Regions from separate parts of the Homo sapiens genome. Here region 2 is linked to region 1. The links are chromatin loops, found by intact Hi-C in ENCODE. Cell type or tissue: A673. All regions are shown on one strand.

What was found. A loop is a pair of places that touch in the nucleus more often than their neighbours do. Peaks named below come from ENCODE experiments on the same cell type or tissue, not always from the same donor. Only the 100,000 strongest peaks of a DNase experiment are listed, where the experiment ranks them.
Region 2: a loop joins it to region 1, with 9 times the contacts of the local background. A loop is called at or near these places in 3 of 110 quality-filtered maps.

The regions. Positions count from the first base shown.
Region 1 is chr6:112,499,821-112,507,820 of GRCh38, forward strand. No RefSeq gene overlaps it. Among named protein-coding and RNA genes, the nearest start is that of RFPL4B, 160 kb to the left of the region's middle. RefSeq lists an enhancer at 1,291-5,303. In A673, a CTCF peak has its summit at 3,038 (motif pointing right); a DNase peak (open chromatin) is centred at 2,111.
Region 2 is chr6:112,769,686-112,777,685 of GRCh38, forward strand. LOC105377949 (a long non-coding RNA gene) reads left to right here. Exons shown (of 6, transcript XR_001744304.2): 6 at 47-141. All of the region lies in intron 1 of LOC107986634 (a long non-coding RNA gene), which reads right to left. Among named protein-coding and RNA genes, the nearest start is that of RFPL4B, 430 kb to the left of the region's middle. In A673, no CTCF peak of the experiment used is centred here; a DNase peak (open chromatin) is centred at 3,666.

The sequences.
Region 1 (8,000 bases):
TTTAACCTGTTTGAAACTTGCTTGGGGTGTTGTGTGTATAAAACCACTGCTTTTTGGAGTGGACTTAAGAATTATGGAAAATAAAACAATGTCTTGAGACAATGCCTGTCGTGTTATTATCTGCTTATAATGAGTGAGCACATAAATAAAGATGAATCCTACAGTCTCAAACATGAGTGAAAGAACAATTGTTGAAAATGTTGGTGGGAACTTGGGAGTGTTATGACCCTTGAAATGCAAGGAGAAGGAAGACAAACAACCTCTATTTCAGAGGAAAAGGATCATTAGGATATACTGGAGAGATTATTCTATGAAGACACTAAGTTTGTAGTAAAATCTACTGACAGTTGAATGGAGGTTCCTTTGGATTCACTGGAACTAATTTTTAAGGAGGCAGACAAAGGGAGGATGAGGAAGGGAAGGGGTTGAAATGAATTTGGATAAGGCTTTGCTGGTCCGAAGGGGCTTAGTGTTGGCTGAAGTGGCTTGGCTTGATTATGAAGTGTGGGAAGCAGCATTTAGGTAGTAGAAATGTGGGCTCCTTTAGGACTTCAATAGAATTTGGGAACACTATATATATATATAACTTCTACAGTGTTTTAATCCCAGCTATACATGAAGGGCTTAGAGTTATACTTGGTTAATTCAACTTTGGATTTCAGTTTCTGGCCTCTACTGGCTTTCAAGGAGCAGTACTGATGGGACACCAAAAGGATGGCACTCTGGGTTTTTAGAGGGTTCCCAAGAAGAGTGATGAGTATGGCAAGTGAGTCCTTTGCACTTCAGTTCTTCCTATTTGGACAAAGTGGGCTCTACTCAATGCTGTCTGGTATAAAGTAGTCAGTAGAGGAAGTTGAAAGATCATGAATTGCATATTTAGACAGGACTAGGCTTGAATACAAGCTTTTTCAGTGGTGTAAATTTGAGGAAATTACCTAGATGTCCAGAGATTCTCTTTTCTCATTTGTAAAATGGGGATAATAATGAAAGCATTTGCAGGTATTTGTGAGTGTTAAGTCAGATAATATGAGCATGCTGCTTGTTATATCGGAGATGATGAATGAAGATTCATTTCTTTCCTGTGCATTTACAAATTGTCTCTCCCAATTTTGAAAACGGTTTGTTTTATTCATTCAGTAGTCAACAAATATGTATTGAGCATCTGCTATATGTAGGTTTTGTGGTGGTTGCTGAGAAACTTCACACTATTATGTGGAAAAGGTAAACATAGCCACTACCTTCATAGAATTTATAGACTAGTATATATTATGAACCAGATTTTTAATTGTTAAAACCATCAGGCAATGGTGTAAGTTTAATTCTTGTGCAATCAAGCCCACATTTTGGGCATTTCTACTCAATGCTAATTTGCACTATAATCTGACCTCCAATGAAAGGGTTTTTCCTTAGTAGTAATATGTTGATTTCTAGAGCATTGAGGAGAGTTAGCTCTCCATCTGTCACCTCTTCTTGGTGTCACTTTGTTTTAATCTTCACATTGTCATTTATAATGGGATAAAATATTAATAATGATTTAATTTAAATGAGATAAGTAATGTTATCAGTTAGCTTTTATACAGTCTTATTCCTTACGTGTAATATTCTGCCTTGTGACACATGAAACACTGTTGTCGTGATTGTGAATAAAGTTTCACATTTAACACTATAAGAAACCACATCTATCTGCCTTTTAAGCTAAGAGAAGGACATAAAAGGTTTTTTTTCTCCCATATAAACTTGACTCTCAGGTATAAAGATATGGAAAATCCATGCAAAATTCTATTCTAGTCACCTCATGCTATTCTATTGTGAAGGCAGAGGACAATGTATGCAACAGGATGAATTCAATATTTTTATACATCCAAAATGGATATTGTAAGATAAATATATATTCCCAGGCAAAATGATCTTTAATCATTGCTTCAGTACATCACAAGAGGATCTCAGGTCTCTCACAATATATACTCTGATATAGATCATGTCACAGTTTTACACAAAACACTTATTCAGCATAAACTGGCCTTGCAGAAGCTACACTGCCCTTCCCCCTCCATTTCCACTTTCCGTGCTCCCTTCCTCCCTTGGGAAGATGCACGCTTGTTCCATTTGCACGCAGCACCAGCGTTGCCATGGAAACTCGCCTCCTTTTCTTCCCCCTCCCCAGTTACCAAGCTCAGCTTCTGGACTCAGTGCCAAGACCTCCTCTGTACAACCTCAATATTCTTTCAATGTTTAGACAAATCTGTTGGAAAATGTTGTTTACATTTTTTTCACAGTGCTATAGCTGCGTGTTTTGTGCAATACATTTCCCATGGATCCACCTATGTTCTAAGAGAGATTCCTTTTCCCCCTTCTTTTCAATAACTTTAAAAAATATTTTATTATTTGGTTTGATTTCTAATGGAGCATGAAAGGTAACTCAAGATCACAAAAATTCCATCCTGTGGTCAATTCCATCAAGTCCTGAATTTAATACTTTATGTGTCTGAGTTTTGTACTTTTACAGAGGATTTCTGTTTTGCAAAATTTGTAGCATGATGCCTGTTTTTTTAAAAACCCTAAACACTTATTAAATTAGTTTTCATACCTTAGAAGTTCATTAAAGTGCATATGTGGACCTTACGTTATTCCAGCAGTTATTATTCTGATGTTTAAATGATATGTTTGCGTCCTCCATTATTTGAAGTTACAGTGAGATGCCTTACATAGCAAATTTTATGCAGACTTGTAAAGTATTGTATGGAGTTGAATTAGTCATTCTAACACTCATGTGTGCTGGCACAAAAAGTTCTGTTGGTGAAATGACTGTCCCTTCCCCCACCTGTAAAATGTCAAATTTTCTTATAAATTTCTTAAACATTATAAAGTAGGCTTAGCAAAGTATTTATTTATTTAACTTTTTTATTATAAATAAATCATATAAGCCAGCCTGGCGTCTCACTATGCTGATGGCGTGTTTCTTCACTGTAAACATTTATATTTAAAAATGTAAAAAGACGACTTCTATTTGGAAAAAAACTACCTGTGATAAACAGAAGAGGGAGCAATATTTCTTCCTTTTCTTGGACACAGAATGTGGTGGTGGTGTTTTTCTAATTACCATTTCACCTTTTTTTTCTAAATGGAAACCTCCTCTGTTATAATCTCTGCTGTTGATTTTCTTTTCCTTTCTTTCAATTTTTTACGGGAGGAGGGGTGTCTAGTGATGGTAGTAGTAGGACCACCCATTTCGATCAAAGAAACAAAGGTTAAATTCTTTCTGGCTTGCTACTTTCTCTTAGGATATAGTTAAATATTAGAAACCTTTGTCTCCTACTGTATATTTTTACTTCCAACAATACTTAAAAAAAAAATTCTACCGCGACACTTTACAAAGAAGCTCTGGCATTGTGTAGTCAAATGGAGTGAATGAGTGCATTCTCCAGGGCCTGCCCTGTGAGAGACTCTGTCTCCCTGTTGTTCTCACTTTGAGCTAAGTAGGAGCCGTGCACATCTGAATAACAGTCTTTTCTGCCTAGTGCAATCCTGGATTGTTACAGTCTAGAGGCCAGCCATGCTGTCACCGGCACAAATTGATTTAACCATCAATTGCTGTGGTCATTAAAGCTGTTAAAAGTCCCCGCCAAACTGATGAATTGCAACTGAATGTGAAATGAGTCTCTGAGTCTGTTTCCCACCATCTCATATCAAAGGCTATTGTATCCCTGCAAAGTAAAGGGTCGGGGATTCAGGCTGGGGTTCAACAATGGGCTCTGTCAAAGGATAGAGCTCCATTCACTCTGGCACTCCCAATTACAGTTTGCTTTCCATACCTTATTGTATAAAATTTGCATCCAACTAATACATTGAATTATTGACATACTTTGGGTGTCAAAGGAGTCGTTGAATGGTTTGTTTTTAAAATACATGGAATTCTAAGCATCTGGTGGCTACTGGGTCGTGACAATGAAATAATTCCCTGGTTTTCCATTGTTTGCAAAAGAACTAATTTTCTCTCAGCTCAGATTTAACACTTTTAAACACTATGCACAACTCCTTCCATATTCACAGCCATTGCCCATTTCTGAATTTTTTAAAGGGAAGGGATAGAGGAATAATGGTACTATTCCTGCCTAACAAAAACGTAATAAAAATGATTAATATATAATATAATTTAAATTATTCACTATCATCTCTTTGGGGCCAAAATAACTGGGTAAAATGGAAACTACAATTTGATTTGATTATTTTTTACCTGAAGAAAAATGAAAAGTAAAAAAATGTGATATGAAACTAAAATCACATTTAGGCATAGGATTTTAATGCCCAGAAAAACTTTCATTAGTTTTTTTAGAGAAAATAATAGACTAGATTTTATGTTTTCATGGTTAAGCCAGTGAAAGGGCTATGAACCAATTTGACAATGAACACATATATGTTGCTAATAATGATTATTTAGTTAATAAGTAAGTATGGGGAGATGAATGATCATCAAAATTCTTCGAGCTCTGACACTGCAATATTAGCAGGGAACTTCAGAATATTTTGAGTTTTGTAGCAACATTAATATCCTCCTGTTGGTGATAAAATTTTTCTTTTTCCTATTAGACACTCATCTGAAGAGTACTTTAAGTCTTGAGTTAAATATATCAAACAATTCCATTTCTACACGCACTTGCATATGCAATTTGCACGAGTTCACCTGAGGATTTTAAAAGATGTTTATTTTAATATTTAAGGACTGCACAAGGAGTCTTCATTTCGAATTCCAGAGCTTTTAGTTGTCTTTTCTTTCTCTTTTTCTCTTCTTAAACTTCACGGTGGTGTGACTTCAGCCCCTAATGCTTTCCATGATGCATAGAGGAAACTCTCTGTAGGAGAAACACGACTTTGGAGATCAAAGGAAGAGAGCTCCATGTCTATTCCCAGCAACTCCACATGCCCTGCTTATTTTCTTTCCCTAGCTCATCTTACCATGAAGTGCTATCAACAGGGCTGAGAAGAACAGATGTGGAAACAAAATAAATCTGAGTTAATATTGTAATGGAGGTTACATGAATACAAATTATAGAGGAAAGTAAGCACAGCCAGCAACCACCAAAGTGTCATACTGAGGAGAGAGGAAGGAGGGAAGTTGTGCTTACAGATTCACTGTGTAGGTCAGGGGTCCGGGCCATTCACATGTATTAATAATGAGTTGGCAGACAGATCCAGGTTTGTATTTCCCTAGACCCTATTTACCATAGACGTCTCTGGTAACTGTGTATGAAAGTCCATCAGTAAGAACTGTTACATGTTACCCAAGGTTCCAAATGACCCTTGAAGAAGGTCAGTGGATTCTTGTCTTTAAAAGATCTATTGTTCAGAAAAAGGGGTGGAGGGAGCACAAGCTCTCTAGGTGGAGAAAAACCAAAAACCAAAAAAACTAACCTCAAACTGATATAAGCATTGCAAACCAGATGGAGCATCTATGTTTCATGACCCAAGAAACTATAGTACATTTTAGATGGAATTTAATATGAAAATCAATTCTTTTGATAATCCTCACTCAGAGGACAGCATTGGAAATATTATACTTGTTGTGAGATGAAATGTAAAAGTGATACAATTTCCCAAATTCTTTAAAGATTATTTGCCCCAGCTATGCATTCTGGGTTAACAGAATTGTTTTCAACATTGGGTGATAGCAACATTTCTACATTTATTATTAGTAATTTATGTCCTTATTTATTTAAAAGTTCTTAAGCTGTTGATAGGAGAAAGTCTTGCTTTAGTGTTATGTAATTAACTTTAGGTTGTCTACTACCTATAAAAGTACACACTGAAATATATGTTCTTACTGAAAATAAACTTACTGGATAGCATGGCACAAGAGATGTATGAAGCCTGTAATCAGGTTAAAGTTTTTAACTTAATTTAATAGCATATTTTACTCACATACATATATATATATATATTTAAACCATTTAAGTAAGAGGTCTCTAACGGGTGCTTTATCATTATTTCCTTTCAGTAGACTCAGGAGACCAGCCAGCCTACAGGCTTTGTTTAAGAATACTGAAATGCAGCGCGTGTAATAGGTCCTTGATAAATCTCTGCAGGGTGCGTGAATACAGTCTCACAATACTGCTGTAAGATAGAACAGAGATTTATGCCCCTTTTACAGCTGGGGAAATTGAGTCAGAATTTTGCTTAATTTTCTAACGTCACATGATTGAGAAAACTTAAACACTAGTCTATTGTGTGCAGAAGACTCATTGATTGTACTATAGCATTTCCATAATAACTTAAGGTTGAAGACATGACAGAGATAATCCTTTTGCAAAAAAAAAAAAAAAAGAGCCATTTTCATAGCACGCATAGACTTCAATTCTCAAATTAGAGAGCATTGTGTCTTTCTTTCTGCATGGGCATGTTTTCTCCCAGACCAGAACTCATAGTATTATATTGTATGCTACTTTATTTAAAATACCATATCGCATATTCCTAAATTTTAATGTTTTTTATTTAAATTCAATTTAAATATTATTTCTTTGTTTCTTCTAGCCTAATAATTTCAATTTTAAAAGCTCATCAACTTGTTTCATTTTTATTTAATTCAATTTTTTTTTTCAATTTCTCTTGAGATTTCTTCTTTGACTTAAATGTAATTTAAAAGTGTGTTGTTTAATTTTCAAGTATTTTAGGATTTCCCAGCTAACTTTTTGTTATTGATTCCTATTTTAATTCCACTGTAGTCTGAGAGCAAACATTGTATGAATTGTATTCTTCTGAATGTGTTCAGGTGTGTTTTATGGGCCAGAATGTGGTCTGCCTTGGTAAATGTTCCATGTGAGCTTGAGAAGAGTGTTATTCTGCTGTTGCTGGATAAAGTAGTCTACAGATATCAATTATGTCTAGTTGATTGATGGTGCTGTTTAGTTCAGCCATGTTCTTACTGATTTTCTGCCTTCTGGATCTGTTTATTTCTGACAGGGGGGTGCTAAGTAATTGTACTAATAGATTCATCTATTTCTGCTTGCAGCTCTATCAGTTTTTGTCTCACGTGTTTTAACACTGTTGTTAGGTGCATACACGTTAAGGATAGTTATGTCTTCTTGGAGAATGGACCCTTCATCATTATGCAATGCCTCTGTTTATCCTCAATAACTTTCCTTGGTTGAGGTCTGCTCTGTCTGAAATGAATATTGCTACTTTTGCATTCTTTTGATTCATGTTAGCATGGAATATCTTTCTCCATCCATTTATTTATTTATTTATTTAGAGACCAGGTCTCACTCTGTTGCCCAGGCTGGAGTGCAGTGGCGTGATCTCTGCTCACTGTAACCTCTGGTTCCTGGGTTCCAGTGATTCTCATGCTTCAGCCTCCTGAGTAGCTGGGATTACAGGTGCATGCCACCTTGCCTGGCTAATTTTTGTATTTTTAATAGAGATGGCATTTCACTATGTTGGCCAGATTGATCTTGAACCCCTGACTTCAAGTGATCTGCCCACCTTGGCCTCCCAAAACTCTTGGATTACATGTGTGAGCGAGTCCTTTATTTTTAAACTTTATATATCTTTATATTTAAAATGGGTTTCTGTAGCCAACATATAGTTAGGTCTTGTTTCTTGTTCTACTCTGATAATGTGTTTTTTAAATGATGTACTTAAACGTTGATGTTCAAAGTGATTATTGATACAGTTGGATTGATATCTACCATATTTGCTGCTATTTTCTATTTCTTGCCCTTGGTCTTTGTTCCTCTTTCTGTTATGGTTTTAGTTGAATATTTTATATGATTCTGTTTCCTCTTCTCTCCTAGCATATTAATTACACTTTTTAACTTTTTGTGTGGTTGCCCTAGAGTTTGCAATATACTTTTGCAACTAATCCAAATTGACTTTCATATAACACTATATACCACTTCATGCATAGTATGAACCCCTTATGCAAATTTTCCCTTTCTGTTCCTTGCATCACTGCTGCCATTTATTTCATGTATACATAAGCATACATGCACATAAGCAGATGTAATTGA
Region 2 (8,000 bases), 270 kb after region 1:
ACACTCCATGTTAATATTAATAATATTGTTATTTTTACCATATTAGGTTCACAAGAAAAGCAGAACCAAGAAGAGAGTTAATAAAAGGAATGGTTCACACGATTATGATGGATTAAAAAGTCCCCAAATCTGTAGTCTGCAAGCTAGAGACCCAGGAGAGGTGATGGTGTAGTTCCAGTCTAAAAGATAGCAGGCTCAAGACTCAAAAAGAGGTAATTTTTCAGTTGAAGTCTGACACGGCTAGCCTTTGTGTCCCGACCCAAGTCTCATCTTGAACTGTGATCCCTGTAATCCCCACTTGTCAAGGAAGAGACCAGGTGGAGGCAGTTGAATCATGGGGGCAGTTTCTCCCATGCTGTTCTCCTGATAGTGAGTTCTCATGAGATCTGATGGTTTTATAAGGGACTCTTTCCCCTTTTGCTCAGCACTTCTCCCTCCTTGTGAAGAAGGTGCCTTACTTCCCCTTTACCTTCTGCCATGATTGTAAGTTTTCTGAGGCCTCCCCAGCCATACAGAACTATGAGTCAATTAAACCTCTTTCCGTTATAAATTACCCAGTCTCAGGCAGTTATCTATAGCCATATGAAAATAGAATAATACAAAGTCTGAAGAGAGGAAAAGACTAATGGTCCAACTCAAGCAGTGAGAAATCAGGCGTTCCCTCTTAGCCCTTTCGTTCTGTTCAGATCTTCAATTGATTAAGTGGTATCCACCCACACTTGGGAGGGCAGTCTTCTTTACTCAGTCTGTTGATTCAAATGTTGATCTCATCCAGAAACACCCTCAGAGACACACTCAGAATAGTCTGACAAATGTCTGGGCATTCAATGGCCAAGTCCAGTGAACACAAAAAGTTAACCATTACAATTACTATTATCATTAGTCCACTCCTCAGCCTGAGTAAGCTTTTAAAAACATAAATCAGATCACTTCACCTCCCTGCACCAAGCCCTCCAGCAATTTCCCATCACATGCCTTACAAACACCTCTCACTCTGTCAGTGAGAGAGTTGTTCTACAGTGCTATTTCGGGTCCCTTCAGCATTCTTTCCATTTAGGTATCTCGGGTTTATCAGAAGCTCCTTCAGGAGACCACCCCTTCACCCTCCATTGTCCCTCAACTTAGGGAACACATTAAAGATTCTAAATTGTTTCTTTAAATTACTTCTGACTACTCTGGAAGTAAGAAAAAAAGCACCCCTATATTTCTCTAAACACCACCTCTCTTAAGCCTTCCACTTATTTAATTAAATTCTTGGCCTTTGTTTATATAGCAAGGAGGTAAATGATGTATTGAGTTTCTGTTGACTTTGGACTCTTCCTCTGCAGCTCCTGCAGATGGTCTAGCACTTCATCATAAAACAGGGGATTATTTATCACCTATCATGTTGGGGCCCCAACCAAAACTGATTTACAAAGGGCTCAATTTTCACACATTGCTATATAAGTGTTGTCACGTTCTTTCCAAAGTAGATATTTAAACTATTAGCAACAGTCTTTGGAAATGTCCATACTCACCAGCATTGGATGTTTTTATTTGTAAAATCTTTGCTTCATTAATAGCTAAAAAAATGAATCATCATGTCACACTTTTTAATTTGCATGTATATTAGATTAAGGGATCTTTTTGCCTAATGTATATACAGTGTTAATATTTTTACATATAATCTAAAAGTACAGGTGGATGAACTTAGACTATTTTTCTTTTCTTTTATCACTAGGTACTTTATATTACAGGTATATTAGATTAAAGGATCTTTTTGTCTGATGTATATACAGTGTTAATATTTTTACATATAATCTAAAAGTACATATGGATGAACTTAGACTATTTTTATTTTCTTTTATCACTAGGTACTTTATATTACAGGTTGAGTATTACTTATTCAAAATGGTTGGGACCAGAAGCATTTCCAATTTCAGATTTTTTTTGGATTTTGGAATATTTGTATAATCAGAACTCTTGGGGATAGGACCCAAGTCTAAACACAGAATTCATTTATGTTTCATATACATCTTACACACATAGCCGGAAGGTAATTGTGTACAATATTTTTAATAATTTTGTGCATGAAGCAAAGATGGTACTTAGGTGTGGAAGTATCCACACTTATTGATTGTACTTATGTGTGGAATTTTCCACCTATAATTTTGGTGCTCAAAAAGTTTTGAATTTTGGGGCATTTGAGATTTTGGATTTCTGCATTAGGCATGCCTAACCTGTATTTTATTTTTAATCACGTATGATCTATTTATGCGGTTGCTCATGTTAGTCTGATGTTCCTCTTGTGTATTTGCCTGAAATGCATATATTTTCTTCGTAAAACTTCCTAAAATTCATTCCCAATATCTCATCTGTTACCTTATATTTTTTGACCTTCAAAAACTTTAGTTTGTGTGTGTGTATGCAAAGCTGTTTATCTTTTATTTAGTTTGTTTCTCATTGCTTCTAGATACCATGCCATTCCTGACATTTGATACTTTTTGATTTCTGTTTTCTTCCAATTTTTCTGTAACTTTTATGTTTACCTCAATCAGCTTATATTTTATTTGGTAACACTGTGATAATGGTCTAAATTTACCTTTACTTTTTTTAAAAAAAAGATAACCAGTTTTTCAAACATCATTTATTCAATAATTAATAATCCTGTCCTTCCAAACTTGTCAAGTCCTTAATAATATATGACTTTCCAGTAAGTGAAGCCATTTCTAGACTATTTATTCTTTTCCATTGATTTGTCTGTTAATTTTAACCATTACCAGCATTTAAACATTTTTATGGACTTCTCATATTTGAAAATTTTTTGCCGTTGACTTTTAGGACTATAGGAAAGTTAAAAATTAAGTGTGTGTGTGTGTGTGTGTGTGTGTGAAGAAATTAATCAAAGTAATGTGAAGAAGTGGAACTGGTAGAGTCAATGTATAAACTTGATGTAATTGTATTTTCCAAATACTGATAAGATCCTTAGAGACTGTTTTTCTTCAACCGATTAAAACTCCCAACAGAGAAATTTATCCTGTACATTGTTGATTATTATCTGTGAAACTTTGAATGATAAACCAGTATATGAATGCGCACAAAGGTAGTTTTTATTTGGTTTATATTCTCCTCCCCACTCTCCAGTCCAGGTAAGGCACTTGAGGAGTTAGCAACATCTCTGTAGGATCCTCTATGCTATGGTTAAAAGCTGAAAATTAAAGCCATGCTCTTCAGTCAATACTCCTGAAATAACTCTCAGAATAATTTATTGAATCCTTTCAAGGAGAACTGGGAAAGTAAATTTAGCATATTATTTCTGACTTTGAAGTATAATATGTCAGACTACTTTTCTATTTATGTTATGTTTTATTTAATGATTGCTAAGAGTTATGAGTAAATACAGATTCCTAAATAAGAGGAATTGAAATGTAGATCAGGAAACAGGAAAAATAAATGAGCAAATTGTTTAATTTGGATTTGGTATGCAATTGTTTAAGAAAAATGATCATCTCTTCGTTTTAATGAATACTTCCAGATAGTTGGCTTTTAGTGTTGGTACAGGAAATATCAGCTTAGTCTCAGCTTCTCTGTTAATAAAAAATGTGTAAAATTCAAATTTTTGGTAATTTAAGCACATTTGTACTGAGTCATAATCACTAATCACTTTGGCATCTTAGGAAGATTAAACATTGAATCTGATGATAAAATAAAATGTGTTAGGATTAACTGCCAGATATTTGGGCCAATAGCTCTTGGGTCCTGAAAAATGACTTGATTCGAAGGGCTTAAGTCATTGGTAATTAGTGGGAGGAGGATAGTTGTGAGCCAGTTTCCTTTTTCCTTCATCCTGTTTCTCTCCATTTCATTTAAAGGACTTGAAAGTGTTCACATGGTCTCTTTAGGTCTTCTGCAAGGTAAGAATAGATTTTAAGGTAATAATGCATCAGAATAATGCTGAGAGAAGTAATTCATATTAGTGAAGCCAAAAGTTTACCTTACATTCATTTCACTCTAAAGCAAAAGGTGCACCAGAGTGAAACAAGACTTGACCTTGCTGATATAGTTACTAGTATCTCAGTGACAGTGATGCCCAGTGGAAGCCAGGAACCCATGCAGGTGTGTGCTTGTGTGTGGGTAGAGATGGAGAAGTATGAGGGAAAGGGAAGATGTAAAAAAAATGGGGGGGGGGAGATAGGAATATAAAGGGCACTTTGAATGCTTAATCAAAAGGGACTTTGGCATAACCAAAGGGCAGCCACATGGGAAGAATAAGAAATGTTTGTACCACCCTCTAGGTTTCAACAGTGTACCTAAGAATCTCTTGAATAAGATGGAGTCTTTTCTGGTAAGGATGAAGCCTGTGTAATTTACTTGTGCCTATAGACACTAAAGTCAAAATTACATTTGGTGCATATCCTACTTTCTCAGGAGCTAAACCTGGACATACATCTGGAGGCATCAATAGGTTTGATTTGAGAAGCTTTATACAACAGCTGGTAATAGTAGCCGACAAATTGAGTTTAAAACATCTGACTTTAAAACCCCTGTCACTATGTCAGAGGCATTTAAACCAGGGTGACTCTGTCTTGAACAGGGGCTAGGTAAACTGAGGTTGAGACCTATTGGGCTGCATTCCCAGGAGGTTAGGCATTCTAAGTCACAGGAAGAGAGAGGAGGTCAGCACAAGATCCAGGTCACAAAGACCTTGCTGATAAAACAGGTTTCAGTGAAGAAGCCAGCCCCAAATCCCACCAAAAACAAGATGGTCATGAAAGTGACTTCTGGTTTTCCTCACTGCTCATTATACACTAACTGTAATGCATTAGCATGCCTAAAAGACACTCCCACGAGTGCCATGATAGTTTGCAAATGCCACGGAAATGTCAGAAAGTTACGCTGCATAGTCTACAAAGGGGAGGAACCCTCAGTTTTGGGAATTGTCCACCTCTTTCTTGGAAAACTCCTGAATAATCCACCCATTGTTTAGCATATAATCAATAAATAACTATTAAGTATTATCAGTCGAGCAGCCCAAGCTGCTGCTCTGCCTATGGAGTAGTCATTCTTTATTCCTTTATTTCTCTAATAAACTTGCTTTCACTTTATGGTCACTGCCTCGAATTCTTTTTGAATGAAAACCTTCTCTTGGGGTCTGGATAGGGACCCCTTTTTGGTAACACCTTTAGTGAACCAGCTAAGGTACATTGGATACTTGTCAGTGAGTATAAATAATGTTAATTTGTTAAAACTTTCCCATTTTTAAGAGCTCCTCTGACAAACTAGAGTCATAGACAGTCTCCAGTGCCAGAGAAAATTACACACGTGAAGAAGTAGCTGCAAGCTTTTGCCATTGAAGTGTCTTCTCAATTAAAGATGGAGCACTGGCATGATAGCAGACAGTTCAAAGCACGCACACTATATAGATCTGGTCAAACCAACTCTGATGAACTTTTTACTCAGAATTTCAACTGAAAGAAACCACATTCCCAAATGTTGCTTAATAGATAAAACACGGGAGATCAATTTTGCCTGAATTTGTATTAGTGCTCCATGAAATTATGATACCATCACACCTCTATCCCTGTTATTAGGATATGCTTTCTTGAAATTTTATTTCATTTTTGAGAAGAATGATGCAGACTTTTTTTCTGTCAACAAAGAATCATCATAGACAATGTAAGCCTCAGAGACACTTATCTTGACAATTTTTTTTAACAAAAGGCTACACTTGTAATTTTCAAAATAACCTCACTAACCCATGAAAAATATTATTTTTAGATTTATATAATGATGCATAATGACTCTTCTCTGATAAGCTTTGGTTTCATCATCCATCAACAAAAGGAACTCTTTTTGTTCCTTTAGTATTTAAACACTTTTATTATTAGACACTTTTAATAAGCTTATATAAGGTTTTAGTACAAATATTACCATTAATCTTGCTGTGTCTATCTACTATGAAAGATAAAAGCTAGTTTCAAATCAGAACTGTAAAACAAAATTTGTTACTGTTACAGAACATATTTTAATTTACACCCATATTTTAAAACTGGATATGTATAAAAATGCTATGAAAGGTTAAAATTCTAAACAAGTAGAACACATGAAGAACATGTTCACTCCTTATCTAAATACAGGCTTTAAATCAGCATCAAAACCACTTTTAAAAATAGATCATAGGAATAATCAATATCATAAAAATGGCCATATTACCCAAAGTAATTTATAGATTCAGTGCTATTCTCATCAAGATACCATTTACTTTCTACACAGAATCAGGCAAAACTACTTTGAATTTTATATGGAACCATAAAAGAGCCCATATAGCGAAGACAAGCCTAAGCAAAAAGAAAAAAGCTGGAGGCATCATGCTACCTGACTTCAAACTACACTACAAGGCTTCAGTAACCAAAAGAGCGTGGTACTGGTACCAAAACAGATATATAGACCAATGGAACAGAACAGCAGCCTCAGAAGTAACACCACACATCTACAACCATCTGGTCTTCGACAAACCTGACCAAAAAAAAAAAAAAAAAAAAAAGCAATGGGGAAAGGAGTCCCTAGTTAATAAATGGTGTTGGGAAAACTGGCTAGCCATATGCAGAAAACAGAAACTGAACCCCTTCCTTACACCTTATCCAAAAATTAATTCTAGATGGATTAAAGACTTAAACGTAAAACCTAAAACCATAAAAACCCTAGAAGAACACCTAGGCAATACCATTCAGGACACAGGCATGGGCAAAGACTTAATGACTAAAACATCAAAAGCAATTGCAACAAAGCCGAAATTGACAAATGGGATCTAATTAAAGTAAAGAGCTTCTGCTCAGCAAAAGAAACTATCATCAGAGTGAACAGGCAACCTACAGAATGAGAGAAAAATTTTTCAATCTACCCCTCTGACAAAGGTGTAATATCCAGAATTTACAAGAAACTTAAACAAATTTACAAGAAAAAAACAAACAACCCCATCAAAAAGTGGACGAAGGATATGAACAGACATCTCTCAAAAGAAGACATTATGCGGCCAAAAAACCTATGAAAAAAAGCTCATCATCACTGGTCATTAGAGAAATGCAAATCAAAACTACAATGAGATACCATCTCATGCCGGTTAGAATGGTGATCATTAAAACGTCTGGAAACAATAGATGCTGGTGAGGAGATGAGAACACATGGACACAGGGAGGGGAACATTACACACCGGGGCCTGTTGGGAGGTGGAAAGAAAGGGGAGGGAGAGTATTAGACAAATACCTAATGCATGTGGGGCTTAAAAGCTAGATGATGGGTTGATAGGTGCAGCAAACCACCATGGTACATGTATACCCATGTAACAAACCTGCACGTTCAGCACATGTATCCCAGAAGTTAAAGTAAACTAGAATAAAATAACATAAAATAAAAAAGATCATAACTGTTAAAATATGTACAATACATTAAATATCTTTGTTGATGATTTTATTGTTTTTTCAACATCCCAGAGACAATACAGTTCACTGAATATTCCTGATACAGTACTCTTTTCCCAAACTCCCTTGTAGTTTGGTGGTGACCATGCCACCAGTTCTGAGTATACAGAAACATGCATCACTTTCAATCAAAAGTACCTCAAGGCATGTGTGACTTATTTCCACTTTCTCTTCTACCTTGATTCTGAAGGCCAAGTGTTCCAGATTGTATGCTAAAATATGGAAGCTGTGTAAATGCTTGTATCAGCCCTTGGAAGCGAGCTATCCTGGAGAGCCGGAGGGCTCATGGTTACTCCAAATGACAGTGAAATACATTTTAACATACTCAGTCTTAATGGTTTTGGAGTTGCTACCACACATTGTGTAGCTTGTTCCAACCAAGATATTGGCCTAACCAAAGCAGCACTGGCATGCATTAGGACTTTTAATAAGCATTTGCATGTTGTTATCTATATTATACAGAATAAATAGTTATGAAGAGATATCTAAGAATACACAATTTGTAGATAAAAATTGGGATTTATGTGTATTTCCCCATGTTGA